Linked DNA regions of Homo sapiens: region 1 is linked to region 2. Evidence: read pairs that join two places in POLR2A ChIA-PET (ENCODE). Cell type or tissue: OCI-LY7. All regions are shown on one strand. Links, peaks and the distances in the headings refer to the core of each region. The heading gives the core; the rest is flanking DNA. Region 1 overlaps CCDC88A (coiled-coil domain containing 88A). Region 2 overlaps CLHC1 (clathrin heavy chain linker domain containing 1).

Region 1 (9,531 bases), core at 2,315-7,314, 160 kb after region 2:
ACCTACAAAGTATCTATTTTTTTAGAAGTTAAAGAAAAACCTAAAAAGTGTCTATTTTCTGTAGCAACTGGATTAATGGTACTGGAATCTGTTCTTTGTTTTTGATACTAGTGACATCATACCATACAAACATTTCCTAATAAATTTCCTAATTGTAACATGTTCTTTCCTTTGCAGCCTCAAATGGTTCAGAGCATTATTTTAGTGGTGTTTGAACAACAATGTTCTTCATTTAATACTTATTCAAACTGCGGCCAATATAGTCACACCAAACACTGGCTATGACAGGGTTCTATAGACAACTAAAATTTGTTTACTTGTAAATGCTGTCTCTGATACTCAAATTCACCATCTCTCCCTTATTCACAGGGCTAAAAATAACTTTAAAGAAAAATAAATTTTTTAAGAGCCTAGGTAATTTTACATAACAGCTATAATTTACTTTATTTTCTGACTTGAAAACTTTTGAATACTCATTTGCAAGACAAAAAGGTGTTTGCTACGGATCAAGTGATTATTTGAAAAGGTCTGAATTGCCATTTAACCATAATGAAGTATATCTTTGATAAACTTTCTGATAATCTAATGTTACCACTTATTTCTCTCATGACCTCTCATATTACTACTTCATTAGTCTTATATTATTAATCACAACAGAAATTGTTTTGCTTAGTTTTTTACTCATCTATTATTCCTCTACTAGTACCATAGTTCCATGAAAATAGGGACATGGTATGTCCTATGCACCACTGTAGCACCAGTACCAGGTAGAATATCTGGCATTCAAGAAACGGGAGAGGGAAAATGTGAATGACATTAGAATTTGTATTGAGCTTTTACAGGTTCTAAATCATAAAAATGAAAAAAAAAAAAAACAAAAGAGTACTGACATTTAAATTTACCTATCATTACTGAAAAGATAAATTGAAATAATCCTCCCTCCAACAATCATCTTAGGGTATTCTGTCAATATTCTTTTCTCCCTGGGAATCATCTTTACAAGATGACCTTGATGCTTACCAACCTATCAAAAAAATTTTTTGGGAAACATACACTTTTGAATTTTAACTTATCCAAATTCACTTTCCCCTTTGTGAGTCAGAATAATCAAAATGTACTAAAATGGCCCGGCACGGTGGCTCATGCCTGTAGTCCCAGCATTTTGGGAGGCCAAGGAGGGAGGATCACCTGAGGTCAGGAGTTTGAAACCAGCCTGGCCAACATGGTGAAACCCCGTCTCTATTAAAAATACAAAAAAAAATTAGCCAGGTGTGGTGGCAGGTGCCTGTAATCCCAGCTACTCAGGAAGCCGAGGCAGGAGAATCGCTTGAACCCGGGAGGCGGAGGTTGCAGTGAGTCAAGATTGTGCCACTGCACTCCAGCCTGGGCAACAAAGCGAGACTCCGTCTTAAAAAAAAAAAAAAAAGAAAAGAAATACTAAAATACTAAATACTAAAATACTTCGCCTCAAATACATCTTCTCAGGGGCATATGACATACAAAAAATTTAAGTTTTCTACAGTCGTTCCCCAAAATCTGATTTTTCTAAGAGAAGGTAATTTAAGGGCTGATGAGAATTCCATTGATTTGGAAAATATTAACTTGCAATGTGTCATATATTAAACCACACCCTCTCTAATATAATAAGAACAAAAAAATTATTTCAGTAAGTCTATTAACTGTATATATAAAATGTCTGACCTATTTCTGAAGACAATTTAAAGTATTGGTTGGTGCGAAAGTAATTGCGCTCAAGACTACAGTGACCTATGAGCTACGACCATGCCACTGCACTCCAGCATGGGCGACAATACCAGACTCTGTCTCAAAAAATTAAAAAATATAGCATAGTGACACACATGTGTAGTCCCAGCTACTTAGGAGGCTGAGGCGGAAGGATTGCTTGAGCCCAGAAGGTCTTAGCTACAGTGAGCTGTGACTTAGGCAACAAAGACAGACCTTGTTTCAATCAATCAATAAAAAATGTAAACACATAAAAACATAATTTATAAACACATAAGGAAAAAAAAAATCCAGGTGGGGCAGAGGTTGCAGTAAGCCGAGATTGCACCACTGCACTCCAGCCTGGGTGACAGAGCAAAACTCCATCTCAAAAAAAAAAAAAATCCAGAAGTGTATATATATTCAGGTGATAACAGTGCTAATTTCCTGGCACTAGAACTATGTCTATATTATCTATTTTTTTTCTAATTTTCTACATTACAACAATATTGCTTCTATATGAACTTGCTTAAATATACATATTTAATTATATATTTAATTATATATTGAATATTATATATAAATTATATATATATACATATATACGTATATATGTGTATATATACACATATATACGTATATATGTGTATATATACACATATATACGTATATATGTGTATATATACGTATATATATGTATATATGTGTATATATACATATATATATATATATATTTTTTAAAGACAGAGTCTCGCTCTGTCGCCCAGGCTGGAGTGTAGTGGTGTGATCTCCGCTTACTGTAACTTCTACCTCTCTGGTTCAAGCAATTCGTGCGCCTCAGCCTCCCAAGTTGCTGGGATTACAGGCACGCACCACCACACCTGGCTAATTTTTGTATTTTTAGTACAGGCAGGGTTTCACCACGTTGGCCAGGCTGGTTTGGAACTCCAGACCTCCAGTGATCCACCCATCTTGGCCTTCCAAAGTGCTGGGATTACAGGCATGAGCTACCGCGCCTGGCTAAACTTGCTTAAAATAAAGGTGATTCAGGGTTGGTTGCACAACAAGCAACAAATCTGCTCTGAAGCAATGCATCCTTGACTTGAATACAAAGAATTGGCACAGATAAAGTCCCCCCAAAAAATGAGTTCACAATTAAAACACACACATATCACTGCCACCCCCACCACTGCCACTACTACTATCACCACCACTACCAAAAGAAACAGCAAGCAGAAAACAAAGGACAGATCCAGATCTGTACATATTTCAGATTTCTGAATAATCAGATATGAAATCTAAAACGGAAAAATTTTAAATATCTGAAGAAAAGAAAATGATTAATGAGCAAAATGAAAAGGTAATGTAAAAAGAACCAAATCTTCCAGAAATGAAAGATATAATCAATGGGTTAAACAGAAGATTTGACACAAATATGGAGTGAATTAGTAAATTAGAGAGTTCTGAAAACAAGACTCAGAATGCAGCACAAGCTTAATAAATAAAAGTTTAATAAGCAAGAAATAGAGTAAGAAAGTCTAACATATATCAATAAAAATATTTGAAAGATACCAGATTAGAACAAATATTAGAAGAATAAATACTAAAAGTAGCTTTGAAAGAAAAAAGACAGTCTAGCCGGGCGCGGTGGCTCACGCCTGTAATCTCAGCACTTTGGAAGGCTGAGGCGCGTGGATCATCTGAGGTCAGGAGTTCGAGACAAGCCTGGCCAACATGGTGAAACCACACCTCTCATAAAAATACAAAAATTAGCCGGGCCTGGTGGCACGTGCCTGTAGTCTCAGCTACTCAGGGGCCTGAGGCAGGAGAATCCCTTGAATCCGGGAGGCAGAGGCTGCAGTGAGCTGAAATTGCACCATTGCACTCCAGCCTAGGTAACAGAGTGAAACTCCATGTCAAAAAAAAAAAAAAAAAAAAAAAAAAAAAGACAGCTTAAGTAACAAAAATTAGAGAGCTAACTTCTCCAGAGCAAAAAGAATCCAGAGAGGCCAGGCATGGTGGCTCACACCTGTAATCCCAACACTTTGGGAGGCCGAGGCAGGCGGATTACCTGAGGTCAGGAGTTCAAGACCAGCCTGACCAATATGATGAAACCTGTCTCTACTAAAAATACAAAAATGAGCCGGGCGTGGTGGCATGTACCTGTAATTCCAGCTACTCAGGAGGCTGAGACAGGAGAATCACTTGAACCCAGGAGCCAGAGGTTGCAGTGGTCAAGATCATGCCACTGCCCTCCAGCCTGGGCAACAAGAGCAAAACTCCGTCTCAAAAAAAAAAAAATACAGAGACAGAAGAATTAAGTGTGCAAAGTACTGACAGAAAAATAATTGTCAACCTAAAACTGCATACTTAAAAGTATTTCATCCTAGTGCAATCACTCACGCCCATAATCCCAACACTTTGGGAGGCTGAGGCAAGAGGACTGCTTGAGCCCAGACGTTCAAGACCAGCCTGGGCAACATAGTGAGACTCTGTCTCTTTTTTATTTTATTTTTTGTAGATTGTATTTTATTTTATTTTATTTTATTTTTTGTAGATGGAGGTTTGCTCTTGCTGCCAAGGCTGGAGTGCAACAGCATGATCTCGGCTCACTGCAAACCCTGCTTCCTGGGTTCAAGTGATTCTCATGCCTCAGCCTCCTGAGTAGCTGAGATTACAGGTGCCCACCACCAAGGCTGGCTAATTTTTGTATTTTTAGTAGAGACAAGGTTTCGCCATGTTGGACAGGCTGGTCTCGAACTCCTGACCTCAAGTGATCCGCCCACCTCGGCCTCCCAAAGTGCTGGGATTACAGGTGTGAGCCACTGTACCCAGCCTTCTGTCTCTATTTAAAAACTAAAACAAACAAAGAACTATCTTCCAAAAACAAGAGTGAAATAAAGGCATTTTCAGACAAATATTCTCAAAGAAAAACATGCAGCTTGAGCTAAAGAAAAAGGGCTGGGCGCACGGCTCATGCCTACAATCCTAGCATTTTGGGAGGCCGAGGCGGGTGGATCACAGGAGGTCAGGAGTTCGAGACCAGCCTGGCCAACATGGCGAAACCCAGTCTCTACTAAAAATACAAAAAAATTAGCCGGGTGTGGTAGTGGGCACCTGTAATCCCTGCTACTCGGGCAGCTGAGGCAGGAGAATTGCTGGAACCCAGGAGGCGGAAGTTGCAGTGAGCTGAGCTCGTGCCACTGCATTCCAGCCAGGGCAACAGATTGAGATTCCATCTCAAAAAAAAAAAAAAAAAAAAAAAAGAAACATTGGTTTTATTTATTTAATAGTACTTCTCAATATTTAATTTGTAGGGTAAAGAAAAAAACCCGAAAATACAAGACAAGAAAAGCTTAAAAGTCATAAAAGAGAATGACTAGAATTAAAACATTCTAAAGTCATAGCACTATTCCATAAAAGGGTAAAGATACTCATTAATTTTGGCCTTTCCTATGTTTAGGTATAAAATGTATGATTTTGAAAGTCACCTCTGAAAAAACAGGAAGAGTGAAAAAATTTTAAACCAGGAGAAAGGAAAAACATGTAGAAACAATTACTGATAGGCCAGGCATGGGGGCTCATGCCTGTAATCCCAGCACTTTGGGAGGCTGAGGGGGGCAGATCACTTGCGGTCAGGAGTTTGAGACCAGCCTAGCCAACATGGTGAAACCCTGTCTCTACTGAAAACATAAAAATTAGCTGGACACGGTGGTGCACACCTATAGTCCCAGCTACTCAGGAGTCTGAGGCAGGAGAATCGCTTGAACCCAGGAGGCAGAGGTTGCAGTGAGATGAGATTGCGCCACTGCACTCCAGCCTGGGTGACAGTGAGGCTCCATCTCAAAAAAAAAAAAAAAAAAAAGAAAAAGAAAAAAGAAAAAAAAATTGGAAAAGAGACAATTACTGATAAATAATCAAATTCTTCAGGAAGATTTAACAATTTTAAATTTATTTGCACCTAATAACAGGTTCAAAGTCTATAAGACAAAATTTGATAAATTCATCATCATATGGGATATTTCAACTCCTCTTTCTCAATAACTAATCACTCAAAAGACAAATCAACAAGGCTGTAAAAGATTGGAACAATACAATTAACAAACAAGGTTGCTCTCACTCTGCGCCCAAACAATTGGAGAATACATACTTTTTCAAGCACACATAGAACTTTAAAGAAAACTGACAACGACATACTAGGCCAAGCTAAGTAATTCTTAACAAATATCAAAGAATCAGTATTATACAAACCACATTCTTTGACCAAAAATCAAAAGCAAAAAGGTTACTTGAAAAATACCATGTTCAAAAATTTAAAAGCATACTTCTAAGTAACTCGTAAGTGAAATAAATCATAGCAGAAATTAGAAAATGCATAGAAATAATCATCTTTTAAAATACGCCATACCAAAATTTATGCAATGCAGATATAGCAATTTTGAGAGGTATATTGAAATCCTCAACAATGTTCATATTTAAAAACGAAAATATGCATCCAATTCAGGTTTTTTTTTTAAAAAAAATGGAAGTACACTTTTCAAAGGCATAATTCAAGAAGTCTAACAACAAAATGTTACACTATGCAAGTTCTCAGGAAACTGGGACCTGATTTTTAAAACATAAAATACAATAGTCATTTGTAACATTAGAAAATTATTAAATGCTTGCTTAAGCCTTTAACATTCATAAAAAATAAACTATCTTATTTACTACTCTAACTCTAGCAAATAGATCAGAACCTAGCATATAATAAGCGTTTAAATATTTGTGAGATGACTGATACTAAATAATACAAAAATGTAAGTAGTTATTAAAACCCCAGATTTTTAAAAAGAGCACTTACCTGGTAATAAAATTTTATCTGTCTCACCAAAATGGATAGATTGTGCATTCTAAGTGAGGCATCATTATTGACTTTTTTATTTACTCTCTGACTCTCCAATTTAGGATTACTGTAAGAAATACAAAAATACTTTAAAATTACATAAAATACTACTATCAATCTATATATAATTAAAATTAATCATATAATACTTTTTTATTTAAATAAATTGTGTGCTCATCTGCATTAACAGAGATGGTCCAAAAGGGCAGATTATTACTTTGACATGTATTCCGTGCTTCTAATTAATACAAATGCAACTGATTTCCCAAAGCAAGAACAAAATTAATTTCAAACCTAAGTCAGATGTTGCCTTTCATTGTCATGTTGCCACTCCACATTCCTGGGATGAATAACTTACTATTTCCTTTGAATATATAGTTCTATCACACAAAATAAATCCATTTAAAATATGGGCTAATAATAACCAATAAATGTTATTTCTCCTCACTGGGTAATAGGGATTATATTTGAACAGGCAATGTCCCAGAGAAATTCAAGGTTAAAGTGGATGACACAGGTTAGTACTTTTATTTTGGGTAAAATTGTAGATTCAATGAAAGCAAAGGGCTCAATAATCCTGAGGCAGCAGAAACTGCAGAAGAAAAATAGTCAAGTCAACCATGGTTTAGAATGGGAAATTGCGGCACCTCCACACAAGGATGCAGGAAAGTCAAGAAATCGACACCCATCCAACAGGAAATAGAAACTGAATAGAAACGCCTCATTCTTTAATCTGTTCCCTTTCTACACAGTCCATTGCATTCCTAATGCCTTCAGTTCCTTCCCTAAACAGATTAGAATCTATGGTGCTTTATTTCCATAATTCTCAAACTTTTAGGTCTCAAGACCCCTTTGTAATCTTAATTGATGACTCCAAACAATTTTTGATGTTGTGGGCTATCTTTAATTAATACTTAGTGTGTTAGGAATAAAGACTGAGGTAGGGCACGGTGACTCACGCCTATAATCCCAGCAGTTTGGGAGGCCCAGGCTGGTGGATCACCTGAGGTCAGGAGTTCAAGACCAGCCTGGCCAACATGGTGAAACCCCATCTGTATTAAAAATACAAAAATTAGCCAGGTGTGGTGGCATGCAACTGTAGTCGCAGCTACTTGGGAGGCTGAGGCAGGAGAATCACTTGAACCCAGGAGGCAGAGGTTGCAGTGAGCCAGGATCGCACCACTGCACTCCAGCCTGGGCTACAGAGCGAGACTCAAAAAAAAAAAAAAATAAAAAATAAAGATAGAACATTTCAAAGTTATTTATGTATCAACTCACTTTAACAAAATAATAAACCCACTACAGGCTAACAAAAACCAAACAAAAACAACTTAGAAAACTGAGTGGTATCGTTTTACTATTTTTGTGTATCTCTTTAATGCGTGGTTTAACTTTTAAAAAACAGATTCTTATCTTTGCTTTTGCATTGAATCCACTGCTTATTATTTTGGTTCAAGTATATTAAGACATTTCACCCTCACACGTAGTTAGAAGTGGGAAGACCCTATGGATCCCCAAAAGGATCCTCCATCCATACTCTGAGAACCACTGCTTCAACTATTTGCTTTCCACCACTCCCAATAACTTGATTCTTTTGTCCCCTGACCACATTCTTAATCCCCAACCTTGGATCAATTCAACCACTTACGCTGAGATTACTCAAGGGACTAGTTGAGAAAATAATGCAACCAAACTGAGCTATTAATAAAATATGAAGGGGAAGCTATTACAAAAAGGAGGAAGATACCCTCTTGCCATAAAAAACTAGAAAACTGGACAAAGCATGAAAAAACTATTTTCAGACTTTGGACAGCAGGTAATGCAAAGCTAGGTTCTCTCTAGTAAGGCACTGAGGTGCTTTCCAGAATGAGGTACAGAAAAATGGGTAGCCCAAGTCTTGCTGAACTTGAGGAGACAAAGCTGGAGTTCATGGATGCTAAACTGACACATTCAGAAAAGAATACCAAAGAAAAGGGAGCTACACTAACAAAGGGCTCCAAAAATCTGCCTTTAAGATTTTGGCTTTGGCTTCACACAGGCATGAATGTAGTGGCTCATGCCTGTAATCCCAGGACTTTGGGAAGCTAAAACGGGAGGAATGCCTGAGGCCAGGTATTCAAGACCAGCCTGGGCAATATGGTGGAAGCCTGTCTTGAAAACAAAGCAAAACAAAAAACCAAGAAAATTTTGGCTAAACACTAAATTGTGCATGTATAACCTAAAACTCCACAAGGCTAAGCAAAGATCAAATACAAGAAAGCTGTAAGCTAAACAATTCTCAGAGCTCACAATGTAAAGAGAGAAATTTGAGTTCTGACAAGTAGAGTGGAGTAGACTTAATGAACATCCAGAACATACAGCAGAGACCGCAGAAGAGTCATGTGTTAGAAGGAGGACTAAATCAGCAGCTGAGTAAAAGCTATTCAAGAACCCCACCCCCAACAAAACAAGTCTTGAAAGGATCATGCTGATTGCAAGTAACTTGACAACCTGCCAAAACAAAGTTTGTCACTCTAAAAGGACAAGGTCCAGACACTCCAAAATATAATCATTACAATGTCCAGCATAAAATAAAAAAATTAATAGACACAAAAGATCAGGAAAATGTGATCTATAACCAGGAAAGAAAATGGAAACAGTCAACAGAAACAGACCCAGAAATGAAAAAGATCATGGAAATAACAGACAAGGACTTTCTACTAAAGGATTTAAAGAAAGACATGAACGTTAAGTAGGAAGAAATGTAAATTATGTTTTGAAAAACTCAAATGGGACTTCTGAAGCTGCAAAATACAACTATTTGAAATGAAAAATTCACCGCAGGAGCTTAACAATGGATTAGAAACTGTATAGCAAACGATTAGTGAACTTGAAGACATTACAATAAAAACAGTCCAAAGAAGCATGGAGAAGAGGGGAGAAAA
Region 2 (8,200 bases), core at 2,140-7,139:
GCGGGGGCGAGCGCGCTGTGGGCCGGCCCCGCGCAGCCTCAGGGCACCTCCCGCTCGCCGGGACTGAGTTCCGCGCCGGCGTGGCCTGCTGTGCTCCGAGCGCCAAGGGTCGGCGCGACCGCTCTCGGCTTTGGGGACCGGATGGAGGAGCGGCGTGTCGGCCTCGGGGGACGGTTCCCCCGACCTCAGACGGCTCTGGGGCGAGGGAGGGCGCGCGGAGGCTCGCGGGGACCACTGGCGCCCCCGGACCCGCTCAGCGGTCCCTGCTCACAGGCACCGCCCCCAGGAGCCTCGGCAGGGGCCTAGGACGCCCCGGTGTTCAGAAGAGAAGCAGGGTCAGGTTCACGCACACCCGCGATCGGATCGTAACTTTTTTTTTTTTTTGAGACGGAGTCTCGCTCTGCCGCCCAGGCTGGAGTGCAGCGGCGAGATCTCAGCTCACTGCAAGCTCCGCCTCCCGAGTTCACGCGATTCTCCTGCCTCAGCCTCTTGAGTAGCTGGGACTACAGGCGCCCGCCACCACGCCCGGCTAATTTTTGTATTTTTAGTAGAGATGGGGGTTTCACCATGTTGGCCAGGCTGGTCTTGAACTCCTGACCTCGTGATCCATTCGCCTCGACCTCCCAAAGTGCTGGGATTACAGGCGTCAGCCACCGCGCCCAGCTGATCGTTAACCTTAAAGTCATTGGTAACCCATGCTTCCTGGAGTTGCATTTGGGGTCACCCAGCGGCGAAGCCCATACAACTTGATACGCCCTTACACACAAGGCTCAGTTCAAGCGAAGGGAGGTCACAGCCAGGAGCCAGGGGCCAGCTGATAATGTACTTGATTCCACAGTCAAAGGAGCTGGATGGCGTCCCATGCAGAGTGCCGTCCTCTGGGAGTGTTTGAGTGTGAACTCCACGCCTTGACAGCTCCCTCCTGCTACTTGGGGCAGAAGCTCCCCCGACACCCAGTGGATGGTCCTCCTGGAGGAAAGCTATGTCACAAAGGATCCCTTCACCTCCGACAATGTCAGATTCCTGGTCCTTAGCTGGCGCTGCAGTTTGTGCAGCAGGCTGTGTGGCCAGTGTACTCGGAGTGATCCTGGAGTCTGAGAAGTCCCTGAGCATCTGCCACAGGGCGACATGCACACAGGGGAGCTGTATCAACAGCCAAGGGGGATGAGATGGGCCAGGGCGGGAGGAACCCCCGCAGTGCGGCGTTGGGAGTGTCTGAGGCGCATGGAGGAGCTGGCGGTCCAGGAGAAGCTGAGAAAGGAAGACTGGAAAGGAGTGCAGTTTATTCTACTTCAAGAGATTCTGCCTCCCTTGTGTCCATGAGAACATCAGTGCTTTTCCTCAGGAAATTCAGCAAGACTTGGAGTAAAGCTCCGTCAAAGAGGCCCCCCAGCCAGCCCGGTTCTCGGACATTGAGTGCAGCCGGGGCTGGGTCAACTGGCAGCACCCTGCACGGAGCTCCTGGGCCAGCCTGCGCCAAGGATGCTGCTGAGCCAGGAGCCGCTGTGCCCAGCCTCTTTTCTGGACCACTGCGAGCAGCACTGCAGCCCAGGGGAGCTGGAGTCCAGCTTGTAGCAGCCACAGGCCCAGGGAGCTGTGCCGAAAAGGTAGCCCAAAGGCAGACAGATGCCAGACCAGACAGAGCCGGGAACCCGGCCAGGTGCCCCCGCATGACCCTCGGGGCCGAGGCCTAAGTGAGTGCTGCTCAGATGTGACTAAGAGGGATGACCTCCTTCAGCGAGAAAGCTCCTAAGAGGCCACCTGCAGGTCCGTGTGGGGGAAGACGCCATGCTGTCTCGGGACCATGGCGCAAGGTAGGTGGCTGCAATGGTCTGTAAGGAAAATCACTGACAGCAGCTGCCTTCTGGAGCCAATCTGGAAGGTCTAGAGCGGGATAGAATTACTTCCCATCCTTATGTGATGCTTGGAAAATGGTTTAACCTTGATCATGTACTATGTTTATAATTAAAAATCCAAAGAACCAGCTAATGTTTGAAAAAGGAATCTTCCACTGAAACATCTGGGTACCTGACATTCTCCCAGGGCACTCTGGACCCGGCAGTGGTTGGGGTCTCCCGGGAAGCTGAGTGCTGGCTTACAGCCTCTCTGTAAGCTCTGGCTTCATCTCGGGCCCCTCCAATCTGTCTCCCCTGACCCCAAGTCAGGAATGCTGTGGGCTTCCTGCCCTCACCCCGCACCTCATGACCGTCACGCTGCCTGCCTGCTTGCCCCCTGCCACCTCGAATTCAGTCCTGGATGCCTTCGAAGCCCAGCCCCACTGCGTGCCAGGGGGTTCCTGCAGCATCCCCTCCTCCAGGCTCCCCATCTCCCTGAAGCTTCCAGGTAGCAGTTGGTGGGGCACTGATCTGTGAGCTCTGGAATGTCTGCTTAGATTTCTGAGAGGCAGGAACTGCTGTCTTTGTAAGTACTCAAGGCCAACTGTCACGTGATGAAGGAATGAATAAAGAATTTTTACTGAAAGGCCGGGAGCGGTAGCTCACGCCTGTAGTCCCAGCATTTTGGGAGGCCGAGGCGGGCGGTTCACGAGGTCAGGAGATCGAGACCATCTGGCTAACATGGTAAAACCCCGTCTCTACTAAAAGTACAAAAAAATTAGCCGGGTGTGGTGGCGGGCGCCTGTAGTCCCAGCTACTCAGGAGGCTGAGGCAGGAGAGTGGCGTGAACCCGGGAGGCGGAGGTTGCAGTGAGCCAAGATCGCACCACTGCACTCCAGCCTGGGCAACTGAGCGAGACTCCATTTCAAAAAAAAAAAAAGAGAAAGAGTTTTTACTGAAAAAAAAAAAATTGTCCAACTGAAGTTGGATACAGAAGTTGGTGCCTAAGATTTAGTCACATTAACTTCAAACAGAACTCTTGGCTTGCTTAATAATGGCTGGCAAGGCAACATCGTAACTTTTTCCCTAATTACAGAAGCATACTCCTGGTATAAAATTCGGAAAATATAAACCAGACAAAATTAATGAAATAAATATCTATTTAATATTTTGGAATATTTCCTTCCAAACATTACAAAACTTGAAATTAAACTCTATATTCAGTTGTGCATCCCATTTTTTTCACTTAATATTAAAAGCACTTTTTCATGTTGTTAAATCGTTTTTTAAAACATGACTTCTAAAGCTTACACAGTATTTCATAGTATGATGTTCCATTAATTTATTCCCCCATTGTCAGATATTTTCACTATTTTTGTTTTGTTTTGAGACAGTCTTGCTCTGTCGCCCAGGCTGGAGTGCAGTGGCACGATCTCAGCTCACTGCAACCTTCACTTTCTGAATTCAAGTGATTCTCCTGCCTTAGCCTCCCGAGTAGCTGAAACTAGAGGTGCAGGGCACCATGTCTGGGTAATTTTTTGTAATTTTAGTAGAGATGGGGTTTCACCCTGTTGGCCAGGCTGATCTTGAACTCCTGGCCTCAAGTGATCAGCCTGCTTTGGCCTCCCAAAGTGCTGGGATTACAGGCATGAGCCACTGCACCTGGCTGCTATTTTCACTAATATAAACAATGCCATGATAAGTAAGTGTCTCAATCAATTGTATCATGTTCTGGCAATATAACTGATACCTGATTATGTGAATAACATATACAGCCTGTAAATACTGCCCATAGCCATATACAGAAGAGGAGACACCAAAATAATTCTGAAGATTAAAAGGCCAAAATTATCTTCATGTTGATGAACTGGATAGCAAAAAGTCAATTTATGAATTAATATAAAGTAGTTCCAGCAAGGGAATAACTCATTAATTAATCAAGTTTTCCTAAATGAGAAATACATTTGTTTATTCATTCATTCAGTCAGTATTTATTGAGTGTCAACAAAGCACCAGGCACCATTTCACAGCTAGGAATTCGGCAATAAGTAAGATAAGGTCCCTGGCTCCTTGAAGCTTATGATCTAGTAGGGGAGACAAACTATAAATAAATAATTTCAAATAGTAAAAGATAACCAGGCGCGGTGGCTCACGCCTATAATCCCAGCACTTTGGGAGGCCGAGGCAGGCAGATCACGAGATCAGGAGTTCAAGACCAGTCTGACCAACATGGTGAAACCACATCTCTACTAAAAATACAAAAATTAGCTGGGAGTGGTGGCACACGCCTATAATCCCAGCTACTCAGGAGGCTGAGGCAGGAGAATCACTTGAACCCAGGAGGTGGAGGTTGCAGTGAGCCGAGATTGAGCCACTGCACTCCAGCCTGGGCAATAGAGCAAGACTCCATCTCAAAAAAAAAAAAAAAGTAAAAGATAAAAGTCAAAAGAGGAAGAAACGGGTGTTATCATTAGAGAGGGGGTAGTGACATTTGGACACCAGTGGCTTCCTACCGTATTACCCTTAGGATAAAATCCAAGTTCCTTTACTTGGCCTATTAGTGCCCTTCAGAAACTAATGACTCTTTTTCTTTGACCAAATTTACTCTCTTCATGTCCCTGTCCTTTGCCCCATATCCCCATTCCCACACCCATGAACTTCCTCTCTTACCTTAGGATCTTACATAATTCTCTCCCCCTCCCTGCAGACCATCCTCCTATATTACCCCCAACCCCCAAAACACATACATACTATCACTTTGATTCACCTGGCTTTTACTCTTTCTTCAGCTTCAGGAAAGCTGTCCTGGATTCCCTTAAAATTGGTCAGATGCCACTGCTATGTTCTCCCATAATACTGTGCACTTCCTCCATCATGGTATTATCCTTCCACCACACTGCCTTAGAGACTTCCTGTTTATATTCTGTCTCATCTGTTAGGCTGTAAGCGTGACAAGATCAGGAAACAAAATGTTCTCTTTCCCCATCATCCCTCCTCTACCATATGCATTCAAGTGCATAATGCAGTTTCTAGCAGAGCAGTACTCAAACATATGTTTGCTGAATAATCAATAATCACTGAACAATAATCTAGTCTATTCATAAGACATTGGACTTGTGGTGCTCTCAAACCAGAACACAGCTAAAGGGATTGTTCCTTAACATCTACAAAATGCCATTGAGTTACATAAACCAACCAAGATTACCATTCATTCATTCATTCATTCATATTAGACATTTAGGGATGTGTTGACAAGTCACAAGGGTTCCCAGTCAAGTGTTCCAGGTCTAGTAAATGAGCCACTGCTACAAAGCAGAAAAGGCAGTGTGACAGAGGTAAGCACAATAGGCTACAGAAGGCCAGAGGGGCATCTCATCAGCCTACGGAAGGGGGCAAGGAAACATTAGGGAAAACATCTAGTAAAACAAAATCTAGGGCAATGCTTAAGTTGTGCTACATTTATTTATTCAATATTTGGGGGACACCTATTGTTTGTCTGCCATTATTCTAGACAATGGAGACACAGTATTGAACAAAACAAAGTCCCTAATCTCACAAAGGTTACATTCATGTAGAAACAGACAACACACAAGAAAAAAAATAGTCCAGGCACAGCGGCTCATGCCTGTAATCCCAGCACTTTGGAAAGCCGAGGCAGGTGGATCACTTGAGGTTAGGAGTTTGAGATCAGTCTGGCCAACATGGCAAAACCCAGTCTCTATTAAAGAATATAAAAATTAGCTGGGCGCAGGGGCTCACACCTATAATCCCAGCTACTTAGGTGGCTGAGGTATGAGAATCATTTGGACCAGAGAGGTGGAGGTTGCAGTGGGCTAAGATCATACCACTGCAATCCAGCCTGGGCGACAGAGGGAGATTCTGTCTCAAAAAAAAAAAAAAAAAAAGAAAGAAAAAAATTATATATATATAGAAATATAGTATGACAGATAGGGGTTAAGTTGTATGAAGAAAAATAAAACAAGGTATGGGGGATAGAGAGTAAGGAAGGTGGGAGGATACCATTTTCTATAAGGGCAGTAAGTCAGGAAAGACAAAAGAGCTTACTGATAAGGTGACATTTCAGAAATCTGAAAATAGCAGGTCATGTAGATTCCTGGGAGATGAGTGGTTGAGGCAAAGAGAGTAGCCAGTCCAAAGGCCTCAGGGTGGGACAACACATTTGAGGAACAGCTAGAGGGCCCGTGGGGCTAGAAGAGAATGAGAAAGGGAGAGAAGAGATGAGATCAGAGAGGTAACTGCCAGATTATGTAGCATGTAGGGTCTTGAGGGCAGAACTACTATCAGCCTAGGGGGTACCTTTGTGCGGTTTAGAAAAAGAGGTCCCTTTCTCTGGGCAGACTTGGCAAGAGGAGCAACACTGGACTGTGGCCTCTACTTGTTCCAGCACTGGAGCAACAGCCTCACTTGTAAGAATTTAGGCTTTCCTCTGAGTGAGATTCGAAGCCTTTAGAGGCCTGTGTGCAGAAGAGTGGGAGAGCTGACTTAACATTTTAAAGAATTGTTCTTGGCCAGGCATGGTGGCTCATGCCTGTAATCCCAGCACTCTGGGAGGCCAAGGCGGGCAGATCACCTGACGTCGGGAGTTCCAGACCAGCCTGACCAACATGGAAAAACCCTGTCTCTGCTAAAAATACAAAATTAGCTGGGCGTGGTGGCGCATGCCTGTAATCCCAGCTACTGGAGAGGCTGAGGCAGGAGAATCACCTAACCCGGGAAGCAGAGTTTGCGGTGAGCCAAGATTGTGCCATTGCACTCCAGCCTGGGCAACAACAGCGAAACTCCATCTCAAAAAAAAGAAAAAAAAGAATTGTTCTTGTTGCTCTGTGGAAAACAGATTATAGGACGCAAGGGTCAAAGCTGGAAGTGCTGTTACGAAGCTACTGCAATAATCAAGGCAAAAGATGATGGTGGCTTGAATCAGGGTGCTAACAATGGAGGTGGTAGGAAGTGTTCTGCATATATTTTGAAAATAAAGCCAAGATCTGCCAAGGTAGATAAGATGTGGGATATAAAAGAACAGTCAAGGATAATCATAAAGTTTTTGGCCTTAGTGACTGGAGAAATGGGAATTGCCATATATAAACATGGGAAGAGCAATTTCATGAGATTAAGTGTTTGGGGCCTGTCCATTAGAGATGTTGAGTAGATAGCTGGATATGTGAAGATGAAGTTGTGACATATCTGTGACATATCTGGTCTGACAGATAAGTTTATGAGTCATTTGCATATGATGATACTTTAAAAGTTATTAAACAAAAATGAGATAACCAAGAAAATGCAGACAAAGCAGAGGTCCAAGGACTGGGCCTTGGGGATACTCCATGGTTAGAGGTCTTGCAGATCAAGAGGAAGCAGCAAATGAGCCTGGAAAAGAGCCTCCAGGGTGGCAGAAAAACTGAGAGGTGAAGTCTTTGAAAGGTTTTCAAAGAGAGATGGAATGAGCAACTGTGTCAAATACTGCTGACAGATCAAATAAGATGAAATGACCATTGAATTTAGCAACATGGAGGTCATTAGTGACCATTACAAGAGCTATCCGATCAGAATGGTGGGGACAAAAGCCTGACAGGAGTGGGTTCAGACAACGGAAGGGAAAGATTAGAGACAATATGTACAAGCAACTCTAGGAAATTTTGTTGTAGAGACTAGTTGGCGGACTAGGGGATGAAAAATGTTCCAGGAGGCAGGGCGTGGTGGCTCACGCCTGTAATCTCACCACTTTGGGAGGCCAAGGAGGATGGATCATTTGAGGTCAGGAGCTAGAGAACAGCCTGGCCAACATGGTGAAACCCCATCTCTACTAAAAATACAAAAATTAGCCGGGTGTGGTGGTGGGCGCCTGTAATCCCAGCTACTCGGGAGGCTGAGGCAGAAGAATTGCTTGAACCTGGGAGGCGGAGTTTACAGTGAGCCGAGACCGCGCCACTGCACTCCAGCCTGGGCAACAGAGCGAAATTCCGTCTCACGAAAAAAAAAAAAAAAAGTTCCAGGAAGAATAAACGACTGGATTCTTCAGAAATGCCAAAACACGGGAGGGCATAGGTCAGGAAATTAAATTAGCTTCATTTACTAAAATGTAGAGTAATGGGTTTAGCAGATTAGGTTGTAAGGAAGGCAGAGGCTGAATGTCATTCTAAGAAATTTGAATTGTATCCTGAAGGTGAGGTATAAAATAATAACACACATTTACCTTTCAGAATGAATATTTTGGAGGCAATAGTGAAGGTGGGTTAGAAAGGAGGAAAGACTGGAGAGAGATAAGGAGTTAGATTCGGAACCCCTACAAGAGAAAATTAAGGTCTGAATTTGGGGATGGGGTCGCAGAGGGCAGAGGATGAAGAAAT

Evidence for each region. Peaks named below come from ENCODE experiments on the same cell type or tissue, not always from the same donor. Only the 100,000 strongest peaks of a DNase experiment are listed, where the experiment ranks them.
Region 1: POLR2A ChIA-PET joins it to region 2 with 5 read pairs; 3 of 35 experiments call an interaction of 5 or more read pairs at or near these places.

The regions. Positions count from the first base shown.
Region 1 is chr2:55,382,213-55,391,743 of GRCh38, forward strand. It overlaps CCDC88A (coiled-coil domain containing 88A), which reads right to left. Exons shown (of 33, transcript NM_001365480.1): 3 at 6,566-6,674. Among named protein-coding and RNA genes, the nearest start is that of CCDC88A, 33 kb to the right of the region's middle. In OCI-LY7, for the core only: no CTCF peak of the experiment used is centred there; no DNase peak of the experiment used is centred there.
Region 2 is chr2:55,223,430-55,231,629 of GRCh38, forward strand. It overlaps CLHC1 (clathrin heavy chain linker domain containing 1), which reads right to left. Exons shown (of 13, transcript NM_152385.4): 2 at 4,603-4,775. It also overlaps the pseudogene CDPF1P1. Among named protein-coding and RNA genes, the nearest start is that of CLHC1, 4.8 kb to the right of the region's middle. RefSeq lists a silencer at 1-349. In OCI-LY7, for the core only: no CTCF peak of the experiment used is centred there; a DNase peak (open chromatin) is centred at 4,742; H3K4me3 peaks cover 645 bases; H3K27ac peaks cover 529 bases.